Regions from separate parts of the Mus musculus genome. Here region 2 is linked to region 1. A link is a loop called in an ENCODE intact Hi-C map of the cell type or tissue named here. Cell type or tissue: heart. All regions are shown on one strand. Each heading gives the region's core, and the rest is flanking DNA. Links, peaks and the distances in the headings are about the cores only. Region 1 holds the start of Mzt2 (mitotic spindle organizing protein 2). Region 2 holds the start of Dnm1l (dynamin 1-like).

Region 1 (7,991 bases), core at 3,686-6,185:
CTCTCAGGAGTCATCGCCCCAGTGGCCCCGAGGCCTGCAGGACACCCAACAACTAGAAACAATCATTGAGTGAGGCAATCCAGACCCAGAAAGACAAATGTCACATCTCTCTCATTGGTTGCACCTAGCTCCAAATCTTTAGGTAAGAATAGTCTAAGTGATTGCAGAAAGCAGGGAGAGACCACTGTTGAAATAGGGAGATTAAGGAGAAACAGAGAGGGCAATAGCAGGGTACACATGATCTGATTGAGAAAATAAAAAAATGGGGGGTACTTTAGGGAAGTAGGGGTAACACAACAATAAGTACATCTGAAAGGTACCAGCAATCATACTATTATCGATTTATCTTTTAAAAACCTAAAATACATATAATATGTTTGAAAGTACACATACATAATTTAAATGAAATTTTCTCATCTGGACTGACAATGAGCCAAAGACCACCTAACAAAGACTTCCAATAACAAGATATGAAAATCCTTTTGAGCTATTGGTCAGGGATGTCCAAGACATTCTCCAAACCTTACAAGCTATCATATTACATTAGGCCGCCCTGCAGAGGCAGGAGGACACCATGCTGAAGACACCATGCACGTCAGACACAGGGCCCAGAGGCCCTTGAGCTGGAGCTGAACTGCATGCCTCTCCCCCGAAGACTAGCTTTCATGGTACCCGCAAGCACCAAGCAAGCTTCCTGAGGAGAGACGTGACGATAGTTGTAGCCAGCTATGATGTCTGCAAACCACAATGACCAACATGCACAACAGTGCTAAGGGCAGCAGTGGCATGCATACCTTGGCAGCTCTCTAGCTGGACTTACTCAACAAGAAGGAATTTATTCTTGATACTGGAAACCTAGCTAAGTATCCAGAGCTAGTGAAGTCGTGGATGCTAACCATCACCTAACTAACCTACCATAATCCCTAACAACAATCTAAACCCTTATAACCTCAGGTAAGTGTAGTCCTTACTCCTCAGGAAGAGAACTTTCCTTGGATCAACTGGAGACTTTATGGATGAGACTTGGGGTTACAGCTTGGATTAGAGTGAGCAACAGTGTTAGGTACACCATTAAGACTAGGCTTAGCGGGCTGGAGAGATGGCTCTGCCATTAAAGGCTAGGCTCACAACCAAAAATATAAGTCTAGGCTTAGTGCTAGGCTTAGTGCTGTGATCAGGCCCCAGGTTGTTTAAGGATAAGGATCCATTTAATGTCTGGGTTTAGGTTAGTATTAGGGCTATGGTTTAGATTATTAATTGGGTTAAAATTAGGGATAGTTTTAAGGACAGAGCTATTAAGAAAATGTGTGACACTGTGAGCTTGTGTGAGACTGTGTATGTATGAGTGTGAGTGGAATAGTAGTATGTTTGCATGTCATGATGTGTTTGTGTGATCATGTTTGTGTATTTCTATATAAGTATGGTTAGGTGCATGCTCAGGAATGCATAGAAATGACAGTGTACAGAGACAAATGCATAAGTATATTCAGTACAAGTGAGTGCCAGTGAATCAGCTGCACAATAATGTAAGGGGAAATTGTGACCACATGGAATAGAGTCTCTCTGTGTGTGTCCATGTGTGAATGTGTAGGAAACAATAGGTGTGAATGTGTGACTGTGGGTGAGAGAAGAAAAGTACTTAAGATTGTGTATGCTTACATGAGTGTATATATATTGTGTGTGTTTTGTGGTGTAAAAGTGTGTAACATCATGTTCAATTTACATTTTGTTGCTGTGATAGACATCATAATCAAAAGCAACTTGGGAAGGAAGGAGTGTTTATTTCAGCTTACAGTTCAGTCCACCGACAAGGGAAGCCAAAGGAGGTATGGAAAGTAGGACTGGAAAGCAGGAACCATGGGGAAAAGCTGCTTACTGGTTTGCTTCCTCTGACTTGTTTCTTTTGGTGTGCTCAGTTACCTTTTACAGTCCATACCCATATGTGCCTAAGAAGAGCATGACCCACAGTGGGTTGGGCCCTCTTTCATTAATAGAAATTAAGAAAACACCTTACACATATGACCACAGGCCAAACTGATAGAGGCAATTCCTCAATTGAGATTTCTACTCTGTTAATGTGTAAGTTTGAGTTAAGCTGAGAAAGACTAGTCAGCGAAGAGTGTATACGTATGTTCAAAGATGTATAAAGGTATTAGGGTGTTACTATGTGTGATGGTTTGTATATCCTTGGACCAGGGAGTGGCACCATCTGAAGGTGTGGCCTTGTTGGAATAGGTATAACCTGGTTGGAATGGTTGTGTCACTGTGGGTGTGGGTATAAGATCCTCACCCTAGTTGCCTGGAAGTCAGTCTTCCACTAGCCGCCTTTGGATGAAGACATAGAACTCTCAGCTCATCCTGCGCCATGCCTGCCTGGATACTGCCATGCTCCCACCTTGATGATAATGGACTGAACCTCTGAACCTGTAAGCCAGCCTCAATTAAATGTTGTTTTTTATAAGACTTGCCTTGGTCATGGTGTCTGTTCACAGCAGTAAAACCCTGACTAATACACTATGTGTATGTAAGGGCATGTTTACTTGCTTCAAGCATTTCTGTGTGAGGTTGTGTGTTTAACACACTGTGTGTGCAGTGTGAGCATGCAGGCATGTAAGCATTCAAGTGTGAGAATATATACTTGCATGCAACATGGTTGTGAATGTATATGACACTGAGTCACATGTGAGCATCTGAGAGTATAACAGTGTGAAAGAATACGTAACAATATGGGCCTTAGTTAGGGCTTCTATTCTTTTGATAAAACACCATGACCAAAATCAACTTGGGGAGAAAAGGGCTCATATTATCTCACAAGTTGTGATCCATCATCTGTGGAAATCAGGGCCTGAACTCAAGACAGAACACAAAGGTAGGAGCTGGTGCAAAGGCCATGGAGAAATGTTGCTGGCTTATTTCCCATTGCTAGCTTAACCTGCTCTGATATACCATCCGGGACCACATGCCCAGGTGCGGTACCAGCCATAGTCACCTGGGCATTCTGGTATCAGTCATCAATTAAAAAAAAGATGCACCCCAGGCTTGCCCACAGGCCATCTGATAGGGTCATTTTCTCAATGGAGGATCTTCCCAGATGACTCTATCTTGTGTCGTGTTGGCAAAACACTAGCCAAGACAGTGTGTGTGTGTGTGTGTGTGTGTGTGTGTGTGTGTGTGAGAGAGAGAGAGAGAGAGAGAGAGAGAGAGAGATTTTGTATGAGCATGTTGTGTGTACATAAATGTTTGAATTTTTAAGTGCGTATTAGTACAAGAGCCCTTTATTAAGGTCTCTAAGTCTGTGCAATTTAGTCCTCTGGACTTTCCTAAAGTTGAGGCCATGTATGATTATGTCAGAATTATATGAAAATGGCGGAGTGACTTATGTGAGGGTCCAATGACCCTACCTTGACCTTCCTTCTATGAATGGACACTGGCCATCCATGGACCTGAGGTGATATACTCCTACAAACAGGCAGAGCTGATGGCATGCAGGTAACAGTTGTCTGGCTAGGGAGATGATGCTGTGCCTCACTTCGATTTGCCTCCAGTTTGTACTCTTGGGCATTCTGACCAATAGGAGCTGGTTCCTGGAGCCATCAATCCTACAATAAACTAATGAGGCAGGGAGGCCCTACATTTACATCATGGCCACAGTTCTGCGAAAACCTGAGATATTCTGGAATCCTGCAAACAAGCACCTGATGTTCCACCCTGGGAAGCAGGTGCCAGATTAGATGCACATACATCCTGTAATGTCTGCTCCTGGAGCCAGACTCATTCCCCACAGCCCACACTGGCTCTTCACAGTCACCAGCAGCTTACTGTCACCATGGTCCTCACTGTGACAGACGCACCATTCAACATGGAAATGGTGTTTAGTCCTTAGATCTGGACCTTGGTGACTGGCCAAAGGTTCACCAAATATGAAGACCGGAAGTGCAGAACCAGGGAAGCTGTGTTCAGTATAAGGAAGAAAGAAGGAAGGCTGAGAACTGACTAGATGCTCTAAATTCTCCCCTTCCCGGTAATGAATACGTTTTCCCCTAAGAATGAAGACTATTCACCCAATATATTTTTATATTGAAAATATTTTTTCATACTCTATAATCTGATCATGATTTCCCTCCCTTACCTCCTCCCTGAACTTTGCCACTTCCCTACCTTCTCAAGTTCTCTCTCTCTCTCTCTCCCTCCTCTCTTTTCTAGCAAATAGGCACATTTAAAAAAAATCAAGCCAGAATAAAACAAATTGAAAAAATAAAAACACCAATCAACAAACATACACATACGGATACACACACATATGCAAAAGACTAGTAATGTAAAATGGACAAAGCATCAGGAGACAAAATATCTCCAAGAGTGCCCCCGCACAAATTTTAGATGCCCCTCCTGGTCCCCTTTCACTGTGTAGGCACTTCTGGACGGCTCCCCCGGTCCACTCTTTCCCGATGGCAGTGACAATCATGGTAACCGGCCAAACATTTGCAGTTCTCAACACACCGGCCAAGCTAACGTGTTGAGTTCAAAATGACCATCCTACCTATCTTCAGAAATAGACGCCGCTATCCAGACACACAACCCGGAAATAGCGTCATCAAGCTGCGCGTCAGGCCACACCCCTGCCTACTGGGAAAAGCGGCTCAACCTCCCGGGAAAAGCGCCTGCAAAAGCAAAAGCCAATCAAGTGCAGAAGCAGTTGGCCACAAGGCGCGTGCGCAGTGACGTCCTCAGTTGCTCTTTACTCCCCAAGTTTATGTATTTCGGGGTCGGGGGACAGGAGTGCGTATCCGTTTAAAAGCAAAGCTGTTTAGGGACCGTCAACAGAACTGGTAATTACACGAGATCGTGAATACTCGTCATCCAACAGGCATTTGCTAAGTACCCGGTATATGCCAGGTACTATTCTGGGGTCTGCTACCTAAGCCAGCAGTCCAAGTCTGATCGTCAGGCAGTGATCAGCTTCCCACCACCCCACCCCATGCCTAGCACACTGCCCTGTGCACAGTAGACGTTCCGAACAAGTCAAGTAACCGACTGTGTAAAGGCCTCTTGGAACTCTCGCCTCGGTGCTGGAGCTGTTGACTTGCAGAGACTCTGTCCAACACAGATCCCTTTTCAGGCTATACGAATGGCGGCGGCGGCGGCTGCTGCTGGTGGTGCTGCACTCGCGGTTTCCACAGGATTGGAGACAGCAACGCTGCAGAAGCTGGCGCTTCGGCGGAAGAAAGTGCTGGGGGCCGAGGAGATGGAGCTGTACGAGCTAGCTCAGGCTGCTGGCGCCGCCATCGACCCCGATGTGTTCAAGTGAGAAAGCGGGGGTCGGGACTTTGAGCTCATACTCCCTACAGATAATGCCGGCTTTAGGACTCCTCATTCCTGCATCTGCTACTCTAAGATATCCGTGTCTCTTTAAGGGGTTTCAAGACGGTGACCCAGCTGGCGCGACTCCTAGAGCATGTCCGCCCTGTGGCTTTCAGTATTCGCTAAGCACTGCATTTGTTTCCCCAGGATCCTGGTGGACTTGCTGAATCTGAATGTGGCTCCCCTCGCCGTCTTCCAGATGCTGAAGTCCATGTGTGCTGGGCAGCGGCTGGCAAGCGATCCCCAGGACTCGGTGCCCATATCTCTGTCTACATCCACATCAGAGACCCGAGGTTAGAGATGGGCTGGGTACTTCTGCCTAGAGGGTGGCCGAGGTGGGGAAGGAGTAGAGAACCTCGTGCCGGCTTGTCTTAGAATTGCTCAACCTGTCTATAGGCCTCCTCCCAAGGTCTGCAGACCCATCCACCTTTCAGGGACTTTAGTTGGCTCCACCTTTCGGATTGTACTGCTGGACCAAAGACTGGTCCAAGCAAGCTAGACTTGGTCTTTCTGACTCCCTCTCACCTCTTCATCATGCCTCCATTGCACAGGTAGAGGAATAAACATGGCTTTGGTCTCCATCTACCACACAGCCTCAAGGAAGTGTTCAGAGAGCAGAGCAGACAACGCCTCCCCCTCCGAGGGCCACGTCTAGCTCCTGTTCATCTCAGGCCAGGCCCGAACACCTCTCATCTGGGGATTTTTTTGGGTTGCAGGACTGAAGCCATCTGATTCCTTTGGGACAAAAAGTAGAGGTCTGACAGAAAGATTCACCCAGTTCTCAGGTGTGAATGGCCTGGTCATGAGTGGGACCAGGTGTAAGCAGATGGTGGTGAGCAGAGTGTAACAGGGATCTCAGGTCCTCCAGCCTGCCCATCCTATCTGTTACATCTGTTCTCTCTGCCTGTCGGACCCTCTGAAATACAGCTTGTCCTCCCAGACAAGTGGATGCAAGTCCAGTGCTCATTTCCTGCCTGTAAGTGCAAGAACCACATGGAAGGAATCCAGGTGGGGTAAAGTGAGCAGTCTGGCCCAGTGAAGGCAGACTGTCAGGCCTGGGGACTCACACATACACGCTGACCCACCCACTTTCTGATCAATGTGTGTCTCTGGCCTCTATCACCCTTTCTCTTTGTGGAAGAGAAACAAGGGTAACCTTTCCCTCAGGCCTGCAGCCTCTCCAGGTCTGCTCCATGGCCCTCCTCCCAAGCACCTGCCTCCCTGCCCCCACCCCTCACCCTGGTTCTCTTGCTGCCCATCTTCTCCTGTCACAGGCATTTGATTGTCTAATCTGTGGGTTTGGTGTTGATGTGCACTCTGCCGCTGGAAGTTGCCATTGTCCCACAAGGCCAGGGCAGCTTTGAGCTACAATACCAGGGCACTGTAGGCCATCCCAGCCATGCAACTCAGAACAAGGACATGTTTTCTTGCTTAGTCTATCAAAGACACAGTACTTTTAGAATATGCAATTGTACCGGTGCCCCCGGATCATCCAACACCCCCACACTTGCACACTTTAAAGATCCCTACCCAGGCAGAGGATGTAGGTCAGGGACAAACATGAGGGATCATGGTATGCTATTGGGAACATGACCTCAGCCTCTTCAACACTGTCCCTTGGCTGATTGCAAGTATGGCGTAGGGAACAGATGCCTCTCCCTAGCCTCCTTGACAACACCATTAAGAATGACATTTTGTGGTCATACACATCTACTTGTAAACTGAGTTTTCTTTCATACCTCATTTGTGGCCTGAGGTACCTCTGCAGGTATTGGCAGTATGGGTCCAGTATCAGGGTGTGTGAGTTCCCAGGGTGCATGAGTTCCCAGGGTGCATGAGTTCCCAGGGTGTGTGAGTTCCCAGGGCTTTTCTAGCTGTCCCTCTTCCATAGCCTTCCCATGTTGCTGCTCTCTCTCCCAGGTGCCACCTTTAGGTTGAGAAGGCTGAGGAGAAGGATTGGAGATGGACTACAGGATGAAATGAGAACTACCTGGTGAGGACAGGAACCACAGACTTGTTAGCTCTGGAGACTAGAAAGTCCCGAGGGACATTGTGAAAAAAGGAAGCTTAGGAATACTGGGTGTTGTGGAGCACAGGTGGGGCTGGACCTGTAGCTCATAGGCTACCAAGTGAGGCATAGAGATCACTGACTTCTGTGTATCTTAGCATCCATATGCACAATGACCAAGTATGGAACGGAAAAAGTAATAGGTGTGGTCAGACTGATCCAGCTGGAGGCATGTGATGGCCTGTCATGTCAAGTTTGTGACCATTGAGGTTTGTCATAGCTTTCCTGGAGGAACTAGATTGGTATTGCTTCAGGCTGTGAGTTAGATACTGTTCAGCCCCGCGAGTCTGTACAATGCTGCAGGCATCTTGATGCAGCAGGTCCGCCTAGATTGCTGGACCCTGGCTGTCCATGTGGCCTTTAGTGAATCACTCATGTCTAGTACAGCAGACGCTGGCCACAGTGGTCTGGCCGTGCTGAGGAAAGCAGTTTCAGTTCAGTGCTCCCCTATTTAGAGTTAGGGAAACTAGACAGTTTGAAAAGCTGTCTCTCCAGAAAGTACAAGGTGAAATTTTGAGTGTAGCCAGATATCATTCATAAACTGGACTATAAGTGTATGGAC
Region 2 (7,991 bases), core at 2,326-4,825, 500 kb before region 1:
TCTGTCTCCTCTCAGGCCACCCTGTCAAATGGCCAGGGAAGGCCTCCTGGCAGGCTAATATCTAAAATATATAAAGAGCTAGAAAAAAAAAAAACCAAAGTAGACATCAAGAAAACAATTGAATTAAAAATGAGGTCTACTCAAAGAATTCTCAAAAGAGTAAACTCAAATGGCTGAAAAGCAGTTAAAGTAATGTTCAATGTCCTTAGTCATTGGGAAATGCAAATCAAAACTAAGGATATATGAATATTCTTATGGAAACACAGGAGTTAGCAAACTAATTTCAAAATATCAATGTAAACAACAGGGAGTTTGAACAGAAGCACCACACATGTATAGACAGTGCTACTCCCAGACACCATGAGCTACTATAAAAATCACAGTGTAAGCATTAGATACTATCCTAGAAATTATTGGTCAGGGAACCCCCAGAAGTGTTCACAACAACACAGGCTATTGCCATCATCCTTGGTTACTCATGATGATGTGGCAGAAACAACACAAACTTTGACTGCAAGAAAAAAGTCAATCCTAAACTGTCCAGGAAATTCCCTGGTGTCCAGGTTTTATATTTCCCAGGCTTTTGGGCAAGAAAATACATTAATGATCATACCTAGTCTTCAACCCTGTATGCTACAGAACTGAGCTGCCAGGCAAGGTGTGCCAGGTCATACAATAATTGCGCAACTATTAGAACATAAGTAATGTCTTTCTGATTGAATATTCTACAGGAGAACATTTTATGCCTTATATTCTAATCCTATTAAGAATCTATGGCTTAGAAAGTAATAGTTGTTTTACTAAATGGTCATATTGTCAAATTTCCTTCTACATACTTAAGTTAACAGCCATAAATGTTGGCTGCTTTTAATCGTGCCCAGAGAAGCTTTTTGCAGCAGGCAGCAGGCAATACAAAGACTAAAACTGGCCAGAGTGTTGGGAATAAAAACTAAGCATTGAGCTGCAAAAGGAGCATTTTATCACCCCCACCACCTTGGACACACACACACATTTACACATATGTAAACATATATGCATACATGCACATATACACTCACACACAAACTCACATCCCTCACTAAGGCTCAGAAAACACCTCTGAAGAAGAAACTCCCTTGGAGAAACCTTTTTTTTTTTTTTTTTTTTTTTTTTGTGAGCAGTTATCAATTGGAGATAGTACCTGCACCTGAGTTAGGAATGGGGGCCTGTGTCTACTTTCAGATTATCTTTGTGTGTGTGTGTGTGTGTGTGTGTGTGTGTGTGTGTGTGTGTGTGTGTGTGTAATAATATTTAGGCCTCATCCCTTCCTGTTTCTTTCCTCTTATGTCTGATTGCTCTGGGCAATCCTGGCAGTAATGTACTGGTAGACTTTCTTAAGCACTGCCTGTGGGATTATTTTTTCTCTTACAAAAAGCTACATGATAATATATAAGACTATATGTGTTCTGTTACCAGAGAAAAGATAATTTGAGTAGGAACATATACCATACCAATCTATGACATGTTGGCTTTGGTAATATGTATGTATATCAATTTTACCAAACTAGCTCTTAGCACACAGTAAAAGACAAAGGAAAATCAAGTATAAATGCATCATTTTTCCTAGGGTACTTTATTTATCTCTGGCTAGGCTGGAGCTCACTATGGAGACAATAGAGCTGACTCTTGCCTCTGCCTTCTCAGTCTGAGGTTACATATATGCTGCTGCACTTGGTTTTGGATTCTGAAATCTTTGTTTTTAAAAGACAAAAGGGAAGGTCACAACATTTGCCAAGATGTCCAAAAATCACTTCTGGATCTTCAGAGTCTTTCATTTATGTGTTTTTCAAAACTTATTAACCAGCCACCATCTGTGTTCTGAACAGTAAAGCCTGTCTCCTATGGCATATGTTGCAGGTGAATGGTAAGTAACCCCTCCAGTTATACAATCCACAACTTTGTGACTATGAGTGCTCATGGCTATCATGAATAGATAGCAACAAGTTTTGCTTGGCTTTTCACTCCTCTCAGGCTGGGGAGTTTGTGGCTCTGAGTTACTGTTTTATTTATGTTTAACAGTCTTAAAATCCAGTATATTGTGATTATTTTGGTACCCTCATTACCCTCTGATATTCCCCCTTCCTTTCTAGGACTCCTTCTTCCCACCTATTAGTCCTAGTGGGTATACTAATAGAAAAAGCTAATCCCCAACTCCAGCAAACATTCACAGTTACTGCTCCTTTAGAAAGAATGGAGCTTCATGGGCACCTCCTGTTTCTATGATAGATAGCTGGAGGGCCCAATCTTGTGCAGGTATATAGTGCTATGTATTCAGGCTACAACTACAGCTTTGTAAGTAGATGACAGCTGCTCAATCCTTGGTTTCTTATATTCTTTCTGCCTTCATTTCTGCATTGTACCTTAAGTCGTAGTTGGTGTGTGTGATACGAATGTCTAGTTCTAAGGGCTTATCATTCACTCTCAGAACTTTGACCAGATAAACTCTCTTGGTGGGTAGGCTGGAGCGGTAGAAATGTCTGGAGACATTCTTTTAAGTTTTCCTATAGTTTCCTTGATTGCTCTTCATAAAGTAGTACTTCTCATAAGGAAATGACATTGGTTAATTAATAGACTCTATCCCTATTTTGGAAGGGGGGGGGGGTTCGAGACAGGGTTTCTCTGTGTAGCCCTGGCTGTCCTGGAACTCATTCTGTAGACCAGGCTAGCCTCGAACTCAGAAATTCGCCTGCCTCTGCCTCCCAAGTGCTGGGATAAAGGCATGCGCCATCACTGCCCGGCGACTCTATCCCTTCTTATAAACACAGGATTTCACTATGTAGTACAGACCTTGTTAACCTTTTGTCTAAGTCTTCCATGGTTGTCCATAAAATTGGTGTGTCCCAACTCCTGGAGGCATACTCATACATAACACTCTAACAATCATTATTCATCTAGCTGTTAGCTAGCATTTTGACTATAGTAGACTCAGATTCACGGTCTCAGCTTCCTTACCCGCCCAGTTCAGGTCGATACCTGAAACCTTCTAGAATAGGCCTTCGCGTTCCACTCAGCCTGAACTACATCTCCCGGCAGCCTTTGCGCGCCCACCTCTGTCGTGGCGCGTGGCCTGCCGGGAGCGGGCTGGGTGCTGGCCCGGCCCAATGGGTGCGGGCTCCCGAGGAAAGGGCGGAGGAGAAGAGGAAGCAAGCGGGCTGTGGGTCGAGTCCCCATTCATTGCAGTGGCCTGCTGGGTTGGGGGTCCAGTGTTTCGGGGGTCATGGAGGCGCTGATCCCGGTCATCAATAAGCTGCAGGACGTCTTCAACACAGTGGGTGCGGACATCATCCAGCTGCCTCAGATCGTCGTAGTGGGAACGCAGGTAAGATGAGGCCGCGATTGCGAGGCCTGGCTCGGCCGCAGGCCTGCAGGTGTCGCCAGGAGGAGGCCGGCAGCTCGGCGCTCCGCTCTGCTCCCGGGCGCTCAGCGGGACTGAGTGGCCCTGCAGCCTACAGCCCGGCGCGGCTTGGCCCAAGGGCACTCGGGGGACGCGCGGGCGGGCGTGTGGGCGGCTGTCGCTTCCTTCCGGCCGCTGAGGACGCGACGGACTCAGGAGTTGCTGTGAGCAGACAGGCAGCAAGCTAGTGGTGAGTCGGTGGCCCACGGAGCTATTACAAAGTAAAAATAAGATTAAAAGAAAATCCCGGGTGTAGTTGGAGGCCTAAAGTTAGGAAGGAGCACCATGACTTTGGTGTTTGTAATTTTGTTACTGTGACCCAAATTTGGTATAAGGTTCTCAGGCCTTATGTGGGGTATTGGCGATAAGTCCAAATTTTGTATGAAAGAATGTTGAATAGATATCTAGAATAGCAGAGATATGTGAGTTTCATTTTTTAAAAAAATGCCTGCTTTGAACTGAAGAGGAGCAACAGAACTTTAGGGGAGGAGGGCGTTTTTTGTTGGTTTTGTTTGTTTTAATGTTTGTGAGTACGCCGTCGCTGTCTTCAGACACACCAAAAGAGGGCATCAGATCCCATTATGGATGGTTGTGAGCCACCATGCCACCATGTGGTTGCTGGGAATTGACTTCTGGAAGACCATTCAGTGCCTCTATCCTCCTGGGGAGAATTGTTTTGTTTTGTTTTTGTTTTTGTTTTTTTTTGGGGGGGGGGCGTCGAGACAGGGTTTCTCTGTATAGCCCTGGCTGTCCTGGAACTCACTTTGGCCAGGCTGGCCTCGAACTCAGAAATCCGCCTGCCTCAACCTCCCGAGTGCAGGGATTAAAGGCGTGTGCCACTACACCTGGCGAGAATTGTTTTTGAGATGAGCCCTACTCTGTACTTCAAGCTGGCTAAGAATTTACCTTGTTACCTGAATTGGCTGAAACTCATAGCACTCCCCCTGCTTCAGCTCCCTTGACTGAAAAACTACCATGCCCAGAATTTTTTTTTTTTTTAATTTTTATGATGTGAGTGTTTTCCCTGGTGCTGGTTAGAAGAAAGTATATGATCCCCGAAACTGGAGTTACAAATGATTGTGAGATGCCATGTGGGTGCTGGAAACCAGGTCCTCTAAAAGAGCAGCCTTTGCTCTTAACCTCCAAGCCATCTCCCCAGCCCCTTTATAAACATACTTTTAGGTGCTCCCATTTGTTAATATTCTTTTCTTCTGAGGTGATGGGTGATTTCTCTGTTTTCCATGGGTTGTATGGCTACATCTTAACTACAGAAAGTGTATAAATATTATAAGAAGAAATAAATTAGAGGATATCCATATACTTCAAACCATCCTGTAGTTTATTATTATTATTGGCCTTTAAATATTTAAAGCAGTAGGAATTATTTTGGGGCCATTTGCTGGGTTGGCATAGATAGTTTTCGGACAGTCATGTCTGCATAATCCAGCATTAACACTTGATGTTGGCTGTGCCCGAAGACCAAATTATCAAGTGTACTATTTGGTTTTTTGTTTGTTTTGGTATTTTGTTCCTGCGATCTTATAGAAGATTTTCAGTGATGCATATTATTCATTGTAACGAGATATTTAGTTTTTAAGTTAATTTTTACTTTATGAATATTTGCCTGTGTTTATGTATATGTATATGTATCAAATGCCTGTTAATTCCTTTGGAAGCCAGAAGAAGGCAACTGATCTTCTGGAACTTGCCATACAAATGGTTGTGAACTGCCATGAACATGCTGGGAACTGAACTTAGGTCCTTTGCAAGAGCAACAAGTTCTCTTAACTGCTGAAGTATCTCTTCATTGGGACTTTTATAATAAGAACTATTTTTTGTAAATAAAATGAGAAAAGATGACTTAGTTAATTTTCTTTCATAACAATCAAGAATTGTGATCTAGCTTTAGAGCAGAAACCTTATACTCTTAAGAGATTTCCAAGTACATTTTAACCAGTAAAAGAATCAGGGATATAGTGAATCAGATTAAAGAGATTAAAATCAAGATGGGCTTTCTTACACACAACAGTGTTAGCCAGTAGAGGAGTAATGGAGGGAAGAAGGAAGGCCTTTGAAACTCAGCTTTGATGATCTTACTATCTAAAATTTAATTTAATTCACTTAAATCAACATTTCTTAGCCATTTTGACTTATTCTTTTGAGAACAGAAGAATAGATTCTTTTGAGAAACTATTGTCCATTATTTGAATGAGTTTTTTTGACCCTTGAGGTTTTTTTTTTTTTTTTTTCAGTTCTTTATATCTTCTGTATATTAAGTTTCCCTCAGCAATATAGCTGGCAAGATTCTCTCCCATCCTATGAATTTTCTCTTCAGTTGTTCTACAGAAGCTTTTTAGTTTTATGAGGTCCCACTTGCTAGTTTTAATTCTTAGACAAATGGAATCCTATTCAGAAACTCATTTTCTCTACCTATATCCTGTAAGGAACTGCCCACGTTTTCTTCTAGCAGTCTCAGGGTTTCAGATTTTACATTTAGGTCTTTGATCCATTTGCAGTTAGATTTTTGTGCAAGGTGATAGACAGATATGATCCTCATTTTGTTTTTCTACATGTGGACTTCCAGTTTTCTTAGCACTATTTCTTGAAGATGCTATCTTTTCTTCACTGCATGTTTTTGGCATCTTTGTCAAATATCAGAAGGTGGCTGTAGTCACATGTCCTCCTGTTTTTGTTTTCTTTGTTCTGTTGGTCTATGTATCTCTTTTTGTGCCATTACTTTACTAAGGCTCTATAGTATATCTTATAATCTGGAATGGCAATTACTCTAGAAACTGCAATAGCTTTGGCTGTCTGGGGTATTGCATGATTCTGTATAGATTTTAGAAATTTTTTTCTATTTCTGTGGAGAATAAGATAGAAATTTGATTGTGATTGCATTGAATCTGTAAACTTTTTTTGTATAGTGGTCATTTTTACAATATTAATTCTATGTAAACTATATAGCATGAACATGGGACGCTTTCTATTTTATAGTGTCTTCAGTCTCTTTAAAGGTTTAAAGTTTTTGCTGTATAGGGTTTTTTTGTTTTGTTTTGTTTTGTTTTTTACCTCCCTGGTTATTTCTCCTTAGATTTTTTTTTTCTTCTAGGCTATTGTGAGTGGGAATGTGTCTATACTATGGGAATAGGTCATATTATATTTATTCTTCCTATATAGACAAGTGGTTAGTTTTTTTGTAAGTTGATTCTATATCCTGTCATTTTCTGGTGTAATTTTTGGCTCTTAAGTATGGTGTATCATCTGCAGATAGGGATAATTTCTAATTTCTTTCCCTTGCCTCATTGCTCCAACTGGTGTTTTAAGGAATATTGAAAGGGAGTGGGGATGGTGGGCAGCACTGTGTAGTTACTGATTTCAGTGTGATTCCTTTGATTTCCCCCCATTTAGGATAAATGTTGCCTATGGGTTTGTCATCTATAGTCTTTATTATGTTATGTTCCCTCCCTCCAGTCTTCCTCTAGCACTTTGATCATGAAGGCATGTTGGATTTTGTCAAAGCCCTTTCTTTATCTACTGGGATGATCATGTGATTTTTGTCTTTAGGTTTATTTATTTTATTTACTAAATTATTGTCTTGAATGTGTTAAACTATCCCTATATCCCTGGATAAAGCCAACATGGTCATGTTGGACGATTTTTTGTTTTGTTTTTGTTTTTTTGAATGCTTGTCTTTAGTTTGGCAGTATTTTATTCAAGATTTCTGAATTGACGTTTATCAGGGATATTGGCCTGTAGTTTTCTTTCTTTGGTATTAGAATGATACTGGTTTTATTATTGATTTAGAAGTACTTCTCTTTCTTTTTTTTCTTCCTTCCTTTATTTATTTGTTTGCTTTTAATAATTTTAGAAGGGTTTGCTATTGATCTTTAAAAGTCTGGTAGAATTCATCTAGACTTAGTGCCTGGCTTTTGTTGTTTGTTAGCTTGCTTGTTTTACCATTTTTGTCTCATTTGTTCAAGGTTGGTTTAAGTGGTTGATCTCTTGGTTTAGCTTTGGTGGTTTGGATCAATTTAGAAATCCTTCCATTTCTTTTAGGTTTTCCAGACTAAAGGAATACAGGTTTTTAAAGTAATCCCTTCTAATACTCTGGATTTCTTTTGTGTCTGTTACAATGTTTCTTGTTCATTTTTTTATTCTGTTGATTCTGGTCCTCTGTTACTTTTGGTTAGTTGGACAACAGAGTGTTGATATGACGTATCTTGTCATAGAACCAGCTCTTCGATTTATTCTTTGTATTGTATTATTTGTTTCTGTTTCATTAATATCTACTTTATTTAATTATTACTTGCTGTCTCCTGGGCTTGGTCTGTTCATGTTTTTTATTTTTTCCAAATTTTTGAATTTTATCATAAAGTCCCTTATTTGTACTCTTTCTGGTCCTTTAATGCTAGCAATAGAGGCGTAAATTTCCCTATTAGGGCTGCATTTGATGTGTCCCAGAGAGTTTTGGGCACTTGTTTTCAAATTTTCTTTCTTTCTTAAGTTCTTCTTTGACCCATTCATAATTTATTAATGAGTTGCCTAATCTTTAGGAGTT

Evidence for each region. A loop is a pair of places that touch in the nucleus more often than their neighbours do. Peaks named below come from ENCODE experiments on the same cell type or tissue, not always from the same donor. Only the 100,000 strongest peaks of a DNase experiment are listed, where the experiment ranks them.
Region 2: a loop joins it to region 1, with 4 times the contacts of the local background. A loop is called at or near these places in 1 of 42 quality-filtered maps.

What each region holds. Positions count from the first base shown.
Region 1 is chr16:15,860,061-15,868,051 of GRCm38, reverse strand. Mzt2 (mitotic spindle organizing protein 2) reads left to right here and starts at 4,683. Exons shown (of 3, transcript NM_029354.3): 1 at 4,683-5,304; 2 at 5,509-5,654. The coding sequence starts at 5,129. Gm41425 (a long non-coding RNA gene) reads right to left here and starts at 4,615. Exons shown (of 3, transcript XR_875934.2): 1 at 4,541-4,615. In heart, for the core only: a CTCF peak has its summit at 5,047; DNase peaks (open chromatin) are centred at 4,661 and 5,461; H3K4me3 peaks cover 2,250 bases; H3K27ac peaks cover 1,948 bases.
Region 2 is chr16:16,354,131-16,362,121 of GRCm38, reverse strand. It overlaps Dnm1l (dynamin 1-like), which reads left to right and starts at 3,091. Exons shown (of 21, transcript NM_001360008.1): 1 at 3,091-3,358. The coding sequence starts at 3,257. In heart, for the core only: a CTCF peak has its summit at 3,440 (motif pointing right); a DNase peak (open chromatin) is centred at 3,151; H3K4me3 peaks cover 2,054 bases; H3K27ac peaks cover 1,634 bases.